2 separate regions of the Homo sapiens genome follow, and region 2 is linked to region 1. The links are chromatin loops, found by intact Hi-C in ENCODE. Cell type or tissue: Calu3. All regions are shown on one strand.

Region 1 (5,000 bases):
ACTCTCTCCCAGGCTGGAGTGCAGTGGTGCCATCTCGGCTCACTGCAAGCTCCACCTCCCAGGTTCCTGCCATTGTCTTGCCTCAGCCTCCCGAGTAGCTGGGATTACAGGCGCCCGCCACCACGCTGGGCTAATTTTTTGTATTTTTACTAGAAACGAGGTTTCACTGTGTTAGCCAGGATGGTCTCGATCTCCTGACCTTGTGATCCACCCACCTCGACCTCCCAAAGTACTGGGATTACAGGCGTGAGCCACCGTGGTGTTACATTTTAAATATTTTGAATTTTTGTTAATGTTCTTCTTTGCAGTCTCCCAATTTCCTTCCCTCTTCTTTGAATACATCTTCTCTCCTTCCTTTGCTGGAAGACCCTAAATGTACCTGTACCTTCCCCTTACACTTTCAGCATTCAGGCCAACTAGAGATAATTGGACAAGCCAAAGATCATGTCTGACATGGCTCGCTAGTGGCTCTGTGTCTGAATGGGTTGGCATCATCTTTAAGAATCTTGTCTTGGCCTAACTTGGGACTGACATTTTAAGCATTAAAACTCTTCACTAATTAACAGAGGCAACCTAAAGAATAGTTTTTGAAATGATGCTTGAGTGTTCTCTTACTACATTCCCTGGGAATATTCCCTGGAAAGCCCACAGAGTTGATAATGTATTTGAATCATGTACTGGAATGGGCTAGTATTAAAAGTTATTACAATACTATTTTAATTTATATTTATAAACTTATTTATTTGTATTATATAAATTTATATTTACATACTTTAATTTATGTTTATATTTAATTTATTCTACAAAATATAAATATAAATTTACACTTTAAATCTATATAATTTATATTTATATAAGTATATATTTATATACCTTAATTTGTATTTATATTTCAACTCAGCCAGTCCATAAAACTTGTAGTTATTTTTCCTGTCTTTCTAAAAAGGCTAAAAGGCAAATGTTCTGCAGTATGGAACTGAGTCTCCGAGTTAAGAGGTTTGCCAGGTAATTGCTAGCAATGACAAAGGTGAGATTTGACTGTCAATTTTCTACCTTTCTGAACATTAGACAGACTTCCAATATTCACATATCATCTCTATGTGGCATTTTCCAGGACTTTCTTAGGTCTTCAAAAACCAAATGAGGGACATATCTCTACTTCACAATGAGGAAACCAGGACTTAAAGGGGCTTGCCCAAATTCCCTGAGGTCAGCAACCTTCTCTTCTCTTTGTATCCCAAGAACCTAAAGGCAATGGTAGCAAGATGGTTAGGAGACTGGGCCCTGTAGTCAGACATGCCTGCCTTTCAAATCTTAGCTCTACCACTGACTTGCAGTAGGACCATGATTATCTTTTTTCTCCTTTTGTAAAATAGTGCCTGCCTCAGGGTTATTTATTCATTCAGCAAACATTTACTGATCACCTATCATGTGTGAAAATGTTCTAGGAATATAGTAGTGAACCAGGGAGTAAAAAAAATCCTGCCCTCCTGGAGCTTATGTTCTAGTTGGTTGTTGTTAAAATTAAATGAGACAATGCATTGAAAATGTCCTGTATAGTGCCTGGAATAGAGGGGGTATGCATTTTGACAGAATTAAGACAAAGTCTACAAACTCCTGGAAGTAATAGCTTTTGCCTTTCCTTGAATCTATAAAGATAGCAAATGTAATATTAATAAGTCCTTTACTTTTCCAAGAACCATTTCATTCCACGGAAAGCCATAGTAGTATTTAGCCATAGTAGTTGTTTTTATAATTTAGCCATAGTAGTTGTTTTTATAATTTAGAGTTCTTTGGTTGCAAACAATGGAATAGAAAACAAAGAATCAACTCTAGCTTCCTCAAGCAGAAAGGCAGAAGGATATGTATGGCTGATGGAATTGATGAGAGGGTGTTGAACTAGGCTTAGTACCTAAAAGACCTGGAGCCTGGGAACTAAACTGCAAGAGGAGTCTCATCACGATTCAAATGTCAATAGGTTTTCCCTATTCTGTGCTAGCCCTGGAGTGGTGAGAATAGTGTGAGGCTTTTGCTTACTGGCTCTCGGTGTGTATCCAGTCAAGGAGGGATAATTCTGTGAAAGGAAAGTGTGGTGCATTTACAAATCTACTGGGCAGTCAAGAAACAACCAGTGACAGTTCTGAGGTCTTAAAGCTGGATGAGTTATACTGTCAGCACAAAGTGTTTGACATTAAGTAAAAGAATGGGGTTCTTGTTCCCAACTAAACAGTGGGAATTCTACCACCCAGTGGCTATCCTCTGAAATTCCATGAATTGAAACTAGTGCTTATGATTTAGTTAATATACATTTATCTGTATGCATATGCAGATAAATGTATATTTATCTATTTAGTACATAAAATCTATTTAGTACGTGCGTGTGTGTGTGTGTCACACACACACACGCACATACTAAATAGATTTTATGAAACTTCATCCCTGGCTTTATTTGCCAAAGGCGAGTCCTCCATCTTGTGGTTTCTGCATCTCTTTGGCATTTGTCACTATGCACTTGTTGCCTTTTATATTGTCACAGGAATCCCAGAAACACCTATAGAACATCAGTGATGAGCATCTTCTGTGAGTCCAGTGGTGCACTGGCTCTGGGAATATGGAGAGACCTGTTACATTACCTTCTATAATTACATGTATTTGCTATTCCTGAGAAATCATTTGTGTGTCTCTGCCAGGAAACATTAGCCTTTCCATTTTTTAAGTTTTCAAATAATATATGTAGAAATAATATAAGGAAAGTACATAGTTCAATGCTTGCACTTAATTGATAGTCAATAAATGGCAATTTGTTGACATTCCAATACCTTGAACTTCCTGGATAGCTCTGTAAAACGGAAAGTGTCCTTGGGAACAAAACTGCACAAGCATGCTGGTCAAGATTCAAATTCCAGGGAGAAGGTGTTCAACAGCCTGCCCCTGGGCTCTGTGCCAGCCTCTCGGTGATGAAGGGAGAGTCCGGCTTCTGTTATTGGCTCCCCAGTATGTATTCAATGTGTACCTTTAATCAAAGGTAAATTCCATGAGGGAGGGGCCATGCCTGTTTTATAGGCCACTGTATCTTGCATGTAGCAGTTTCTAGCACATGATATGCACCCAAGAAACATTTGTTGGAGAAATGACCAAATTGGGATTCTCTCTACAGAGGCTAAAGGGAAATGACTAAGCTACTTGCTGAGTGGCTATCATTAGTGCATAATTTTCAAAAGCAATCATAGAATGGGCAAGACGTTTAATCTCTGTCATGAAATGTAACCTTTAGAGGGAAGACAAGCAATCACAATGTGACTTCTCCGAGTGTCCTGCAGCTTTGAGCATGGCCCGGGCCTCTCTCTGATGGGGCTGATGAAAGCCAACGAACAAAGGCATTTTGTATGTTAAAACAAACCACATTTAGTCAACAGTGTTTGCAATGACTAATCCCTGGTAAGAAAACACCAAGAAGTGGCCTACACCTCAAAAAATATAAGCACAGAGAATTCTTTCTTGGAATACTGGCTGCAAAAGTTCAGCGTTTGGCATTTGCAATGATTGCTGTTTGATTTTCTTTATGGTTGTGTTGGCACATTCTGGAAAGTCAGGAAGCTCAAGTATATACTGTGGGAGCTCTATGGGGTGGGAATAGGAGATATACAAGCTTTGTTTTGTATTATAACTATTGCAACACATTTCCAAATGTCACTTTTTGTCCATGGTGGGAGAACCTGGGGATAGTTCAATGTCAGATGGTTTCAAGTGACATAACACTAGTGCAGTAATTTATTTATTCAATTATTGTTTATTAAGTGTCTACTATATGTTGAGTCTGGTGACACTTTGGTTTTTCTGTGTTTAAATTTTATTGTTTCATTCTGATGTAGCACATCCCTTCCTGCATCTCTTTGCCAGCCTAATTCCTTATAACAATCCAGACTTCCCCTCCTACATCACTTCTCCCAAACCACCAACACCTGGCACCCTACCACAGCTTAGGTGCCTCTGATGTGGGCCCTGTAGAAGCTTTACATTCTCCCAGGATTTCTCAATCTGCCTGTTTCTTATTTGTCCTGTCTCTCCCATGGGATGAGAAGCTATTTAAGGGTCTGGGCTGTGGTTGTCACTAACCCAGTATCATTACTTAACTCAGTGTCTGAAATATAGTCGGTGCTTATTAAGCATATATTAAATGCATGCAGAATATGGAATTAAATAAACCTGAAATTATTTTTTGGAGTACATTATACAATGCACAAGAGTAGGCATTTTTAGAAGCATCGAGCATAGTAGGTCCTTGCTTGTCCCAAGAGAGCGTTCAGTTAGCTAAGTAATCCTCATATATTTGACAAATGCTTTCTGAATGCCAATTATGTTCCAGTTTACCATCTATTTGGAAGTAAAGATAAGTATTTTAAAATATAACTAACATTAAAAGTCTTGAGTGGTAAAAGCCAGATTCAAATAAGACAGTGAAGGGTCAGGGGTTGCATGGGTATATTAGTCCAGTCTCACTCTGCTGCTAAAGACATACCTGAGACTGGGTGATTTACAAAGAAAAAGAGGTTTAATGGACTCACAGCTCCATATGGCTGGGGAGGCCTCACAATTGTGGCAGGAGGTGAAAGGCACATCCTACATGGCAGCAGACAAGATAGAAAATGAGAGCCAAGTGAAAGGGGTTTCCCCTTATAAAACCATCGATCTCATGAGACTTACTCACTACCATGAGAACAGTATCGGGGAGTGCGCCCCCACGATTCAGTTATGTCCCACTGGGTTCCTCCTACACACGTGGGAATTATAGGAGCTACAATTCAAGATGAGATTTGGATGGAGACACAGCCAAATCATATCAGTGGGTGAGGATATCACTTAGGCTGGTAAAGTATTTCAACCTAGTTTATATTGGAAACAGGCCTTTCTTTCCCTTCCTTCCCCTTTTTTTCTTTATAGCTTCTCATTCATCCATCTGGGATTTACCCGGTGTCTACCATATTCCAAGCATCGTATTA
Region 2 (5,000 bases), 67 kb after region 1:
ATTTTTATTTTTATTTTTTTGGGAGAGAATATTTCAAATGAACACGTGCACCCCATCATCACTGGAGGCAAATTTCAGCATAGATCTGTAGGATTTTTAGAAGACCGTGGGCCATTGCCTTCATGCCGTGGTAAGTACCACATCTACAATTTTGGTAACCGAACTGGTGCTTTAGTAATGTGGATTTTTTTCTTTTTTAAAAGAGATGTAGCAGAATAATTCTTCCAGTGCAACAAAATCAATTTTTTGCTAAACGACTCCGAGAACAACAGTTGGGCTGTCAACATTCAAAGCAGCAGAGAGGGAACTTTGCACTATTGGGGTATGATGTTTGGGTCAGTTGATAAAAGGAAACCTTTTCATGCCTTTAGATGTGAGCTTCCAGTAGGTAATGATTATGTGTCCTTTCTTGATGGCTGTAATGAGAACTTCAATCACTGTAGTCTAAGACCTGATCTATAGATGACCTAGAATAGCCATGTACTATAATGTGATGATTCTAAATTTGTACCTATGTGACAGACATTTTCAATAATGTGAACTGCTGATTTGATGGAGCTACTTTAAGATTTGTAGGTGAAAGTGTAATACTGTTGGTTGAACTATGCTGAAGAGGGAAAGTGAGCGATTAGTTGAGCCCTTGCCGGGCCTTTTTTCCACCTGCCAATTCTACATGTATTGTTGTGGTTTTATTCATTGTATGAAAATTCCTGTGATTTTTTTTAAATGTGCAGTACACATCAGCCTCACTGAGCTAATAAAGGGAAACGAATGTTTCAAATCTACTTCTGCTTTTCTTATTTATCGTAACCAAACTCCTGGCATGTTTCTCAGATCAGTACCCATTACTCGCTTATTATTATTCTATTTCCTCTCTGGCTCTCTTTCCCTTTCTCCTTGCTTTTCCATATTCATGGATGCATTTCAGCTCTAAGGTAACGTGCATCTTCTGTATCTTGTCTTTTTCTAAACGGCAAAGGCAGACGTGGTGGTTTCTATAACGAACGTTCAGAGGTGAAAAATGACAGGGGATTGTATCAAATGGATTAGCTCTATTTTTGTACTTAACCCTGGGAAGTGTGTATTTTTAAGTAGAAGCTCTTTCCCCTAGGGAAAAAACTCACTGAATATTCAGTATAGAAAGCGATTTTGTTGTAGATGGACTGAATATTTCTCCAAGACTTGTAACAGGATGCAGTTCCCCATCATATGGAAGTCATCGGGTTGGTTAAATATGGGATGAGCTGATAGCTGAAGACACATCGTGCTGTCAGGATGTCCACTGTGGCTGGTAGATGATGACGGTCCTAATGACAGAGAATGCCCTTGCCCAATTTCAAATGGTTGCTCCCATTGCCAATCATTTGCATTGCAAGACTCAACATATGCAACATTGGGGAAAGATGGCTAAATTATATTCCATCATTTCCATCTCCTAGAGAGAAAAAGAGTGTTTGTAAATATTGGAAATGTGATAAGAGCTATCAGAAGTGCATTGAAATCTGCTAAATAACATAAGATACACTCCCCATGGATTGTTTTATACCAATATAAAATTCATCAATTATTTATTTTATGGAAATGGAAAATAAAAATCTACCATTATCTTATCTTACCCAAATACTGAATTTATCTGCCACTGTGGATACCAAGCACTCCTGAGTTTCAATAGATAAGTCTCAGTTCCTGACTTGTCTTCTATTGTTGCTTAAATTGCATAAGGCATTTTTAATCTTCCGGTTGGAACCAGCAAGGACATTAGAACTCTTCCCTAAATGCTTAACTTTTTAACCTAACAAGTCTTTTGAGGGCGGAGAGAAAATGAGGGATTTTCAGAAGCAGCATTAGTAGCTGCTAGTTTGGTACTGGAATATCCTGATTGAGATAAAGGATTTATTTCATATTGTCCTCAAAACATTGACTCACTTTCATTCTTGTTGATACTAATGGCAAAATAATTATTAAAACCAAAATTGGGCTGACAAAAATAACATTTGATATAGCTTTTTTTAAAAAAAGATTGTCTCAATTCAAAAGTCCTCCAAACCAAATCTGTCTAAACTGTATACAATATGATATTGAATTGAAATTCTTTTTTAGCATTGTCGGTTTTCTCTTCTTTGTAGGTTTATTTAGCTAATCATTGGATATAATTTACAGCCCTAATAACGTTACTATACTGACTCGACTGTAGTGTTACTAGCTACACATTTATAACTCAGTATTAGTTATAGAATATTTTAACTAAAACATTCCATTTGCAATATTTATATTAATCTTATATTTTGCAATTTTCGTTGCTACTCCGTTTTCAAACACACTACAATCCATTATAAATCAATCTTTGTACTTTATCAAACGGCAGAGAGTAATAAAGAAGGTCACAACTCATAGAGGAGTTCCTTGGAGGTTTGTAACATCATGATTTAAATCTCAGAAAGATTTAATCAAAAGCTGAATTAATCCCTGGGGGAAAAGATAGTATATAGATTCTATTGATGGACACAAAGCAGCCTATTTCTGTTCACCGGTCTCTGTTAGCATGTTGGGGAAAAGAAATACAGATTTTCTGTGAGAGGGAAAATAAGATTTTCTTGTAGGGGAAGGATGGTAAGACATAACCTTCACGTTATGCTTCCTCCCTTCCACTCAAAATGGCCCATTTTTATTTTCCACTTACTGGGGCGTTATCTGTTCTCCTAGTGCATGGAGAATGTTAAATGTCCTCCACCCCCATGTTTCCCTTGTTATATTCCATGTGATTCCAGTAACTATGCAGAGTCCCAAAAGCTCCACTCTAGTCAAGCATGTGGAATGCGGGGTCACATGGGCTGGTTTCCAGGTCTCTTCTGTCGTAATCAGGTGACTGCCCTTGGGCGAATTCTCAGCACTGGGGACACTGGAAACTTGTAGAAGAAATGATTATGAAATGTGAATATTTTGAGGACCAGGTTCGACTGAAAAGCCATAACATTGTTTCATGACTAGGATGTAGGCTAAAGGCAAGAGGCCACCACTTTCCCACATGTCTCTTTTCTGTCCATAATTAATTCCAGAGGAATGTGACCATATTCTGTTCAGCTCAAAACCCATTACTTACCATTAGGTGACTTATAAAGGGGCAGAGTGAAATTAATTAATTGAAAAGAGTAAGAGAACTTTTAGAGGAGAAAACCAAATGATCCTATAATATTTTCATGATTAAATTAAATGAATGTAATTATACATGCACATATGCACACCAAGGCATTATTATAATCAAGGACCTTAAAATATTGTATCATTTCAAATTTATGCATATAGCACTTACTGAAGGCAAGTAGCTAGTGTGATACTTGAATTTGCATATTGACCATTTTCATATATTTTCATATATTAATTTATAGTAGGAAGAAGCTGAATTATTAGGAAAAATCCTGGGATGATTTAAAAAAAATATTGTGCTTCTACTTGTTTTTGAACATCAGGGGCACTTAGCAACATTATCTTTTTTTTTCCACATAGTTTTCTGTGATGGATTTTCAACAAGATGACATCCAAGTGAAAGCCAAAATTAAATGGGAAGGAAAGAATGTTAAGTGGTAAAATCCTAAATAGCTTATTAGACTACTTAATTGGAGGGAATTTATTTTTTGCTGCTGTTAGGAACTCTATAGTCAAGCTTCTCTTTAACAATACTAATTGATGAAAAAAAGTGGCTATAGTATTATAGTTACCACAAAATGCCCTCCAGCAAGTCATTTAAGGAAATTCACAGGTACTTTCCTTTGATGGACGTTGGTGTTGCTGAAAATCAAGTCCTGTCTTCATTCGTATCATCATTGCTTTCTCACTTCATTTCCAAGCAGGTCCCCTGCTTATTCCTCTCATAGCTTCACAGTGCGCTTGAAAGACTGACTTAATTCTTAAAAGAAAATTAGGACGTGCTTGTTCTTAGTTTAACCATCTACTAGGTTTTCGGCTTGATCACTATACCCTTTAATCAGATGTATGACTAATGTTTCATAGTGCTTAGAAGTATTGCCCTCTGTAAGCACTTCCCTATTTGTTGGCAGGAATGTGTATACACTATCACAGAATGATGATTAATTACTCTGCTTCCTAGAGAAGGGTAAGTTAGTAAACTGGTCACACGGCATGTGATGGAGCCGTGTTACTTTCATGTCAGGCAATTTAATGATCAAGTGCAATGCATGGCGTCATTCTCCTCCACTTATCTGTTTACATGGGAAAAGCATCCTGGTACTGATTCAATGAGCTGCCTTTTCCAGGGTCAACAGTCTGAATTGCAGTTCCGACTATCCAACAGGAAAACAATTGAACAGAAAGCAAAGATTGGAGTTCACCATCCACTGTTTGGCTTCAGTATTTGGAGGGTGGGAAGTACCTATCTGTTGGGCTGACTTTTTGCCATTTCCAGTGGCAGGGGTGGCGGCATTAAAGGGAGTGCCAATGTGTGCACCTGATGAATGAAATAATTCATAGACAACTCATAAGAGTTTCTTTGTCACTTGGTGCCAGAGTCTCATTGAGCCACTGTGTGCCATGGCATGCCATGGCAAAAACTAAGACCAAAAAGGTCACCTGAAGGAAAGAGAAGGAATCAATAGAAGGTTAACCAAACACATTTGAACTTCAGGCACGAAGCAAGGTTTGGACAGAGGTTTCCCGTGGTTTCTTATTTGCCTTGTATGCCAACTCATTCCATGAGATTATATAGACAAAATAGGCAATTGTGCAGCTAGGCTGTAGAATTGTGAAGAAAGGAATGAACCTCACATATTGGTTCTATATGTGAGGGTAGTTCTGTGTCACATAGACAGCCGCTGGCCTTTGATTAAAATCCTGTGTACTTCCTGGCTACCACGTTAATGGGAGACCCTTGAGGATTTCTCCACAGCTAGGTTTTTGGATAGAACTTTTAAGCTTTAATTTTGTGGAATGATAAAAAGATAATCCCTACATTCATAGAATACAAAGAGCTCTTTAGATTTCAATAA

Evidence for each region. A loop is a pair of places that touch in the nucleus more often than their neighbours do. Peaks named below come from ENCODE experiments on the same cell type or tissue, not always from the same donor. Only the 100,000 strongest peaks of a DNase experiment are listed, where the experiment ranks them.
Region 2: a loop joins it to region 1, with 12 times the contacts of the local background. A loop is called at or near these places in 1 of 110 quality-filtered maps.

Annotation. Positions count from the first base shown.
Region 1 is chr4:23,854,766-23,859,765 of GRCh38, reverse strand. The region is part of intron 2 of PPARGC1A (PPARG coactivator 1 alpha); the gene reads left to right. Among named protein-coding and RNA genes, the nearest start is that of PPARGC1A, 33 kb to the left of the region's middle. In Calu3, no CTCF peak of the experiment used is centred here; DNase peaks (open chromatin) are centred at 2,935 and 3,335.
Region 2 is chr4:23,787,806-23,792,805 of GRCh38, reverse strand. It overlaps PPARGC1A (PPARG coactivator 1 alpha), which reads left to right. Exons shown (of 13, transcript NM_013261.5): 13 at 1-785. Among named protein-coding and RNA genes, the nearest start is that of PPARGC1A-AS1, 21 kb to the right of the region's middle. RefSeq lists an enhancer at 3,467-4,666. In Calu3, no CTCF peak of the experiment used is centred here; DNase peaks (open chromatin) are centred at 2,835, 4,175 and 4,465.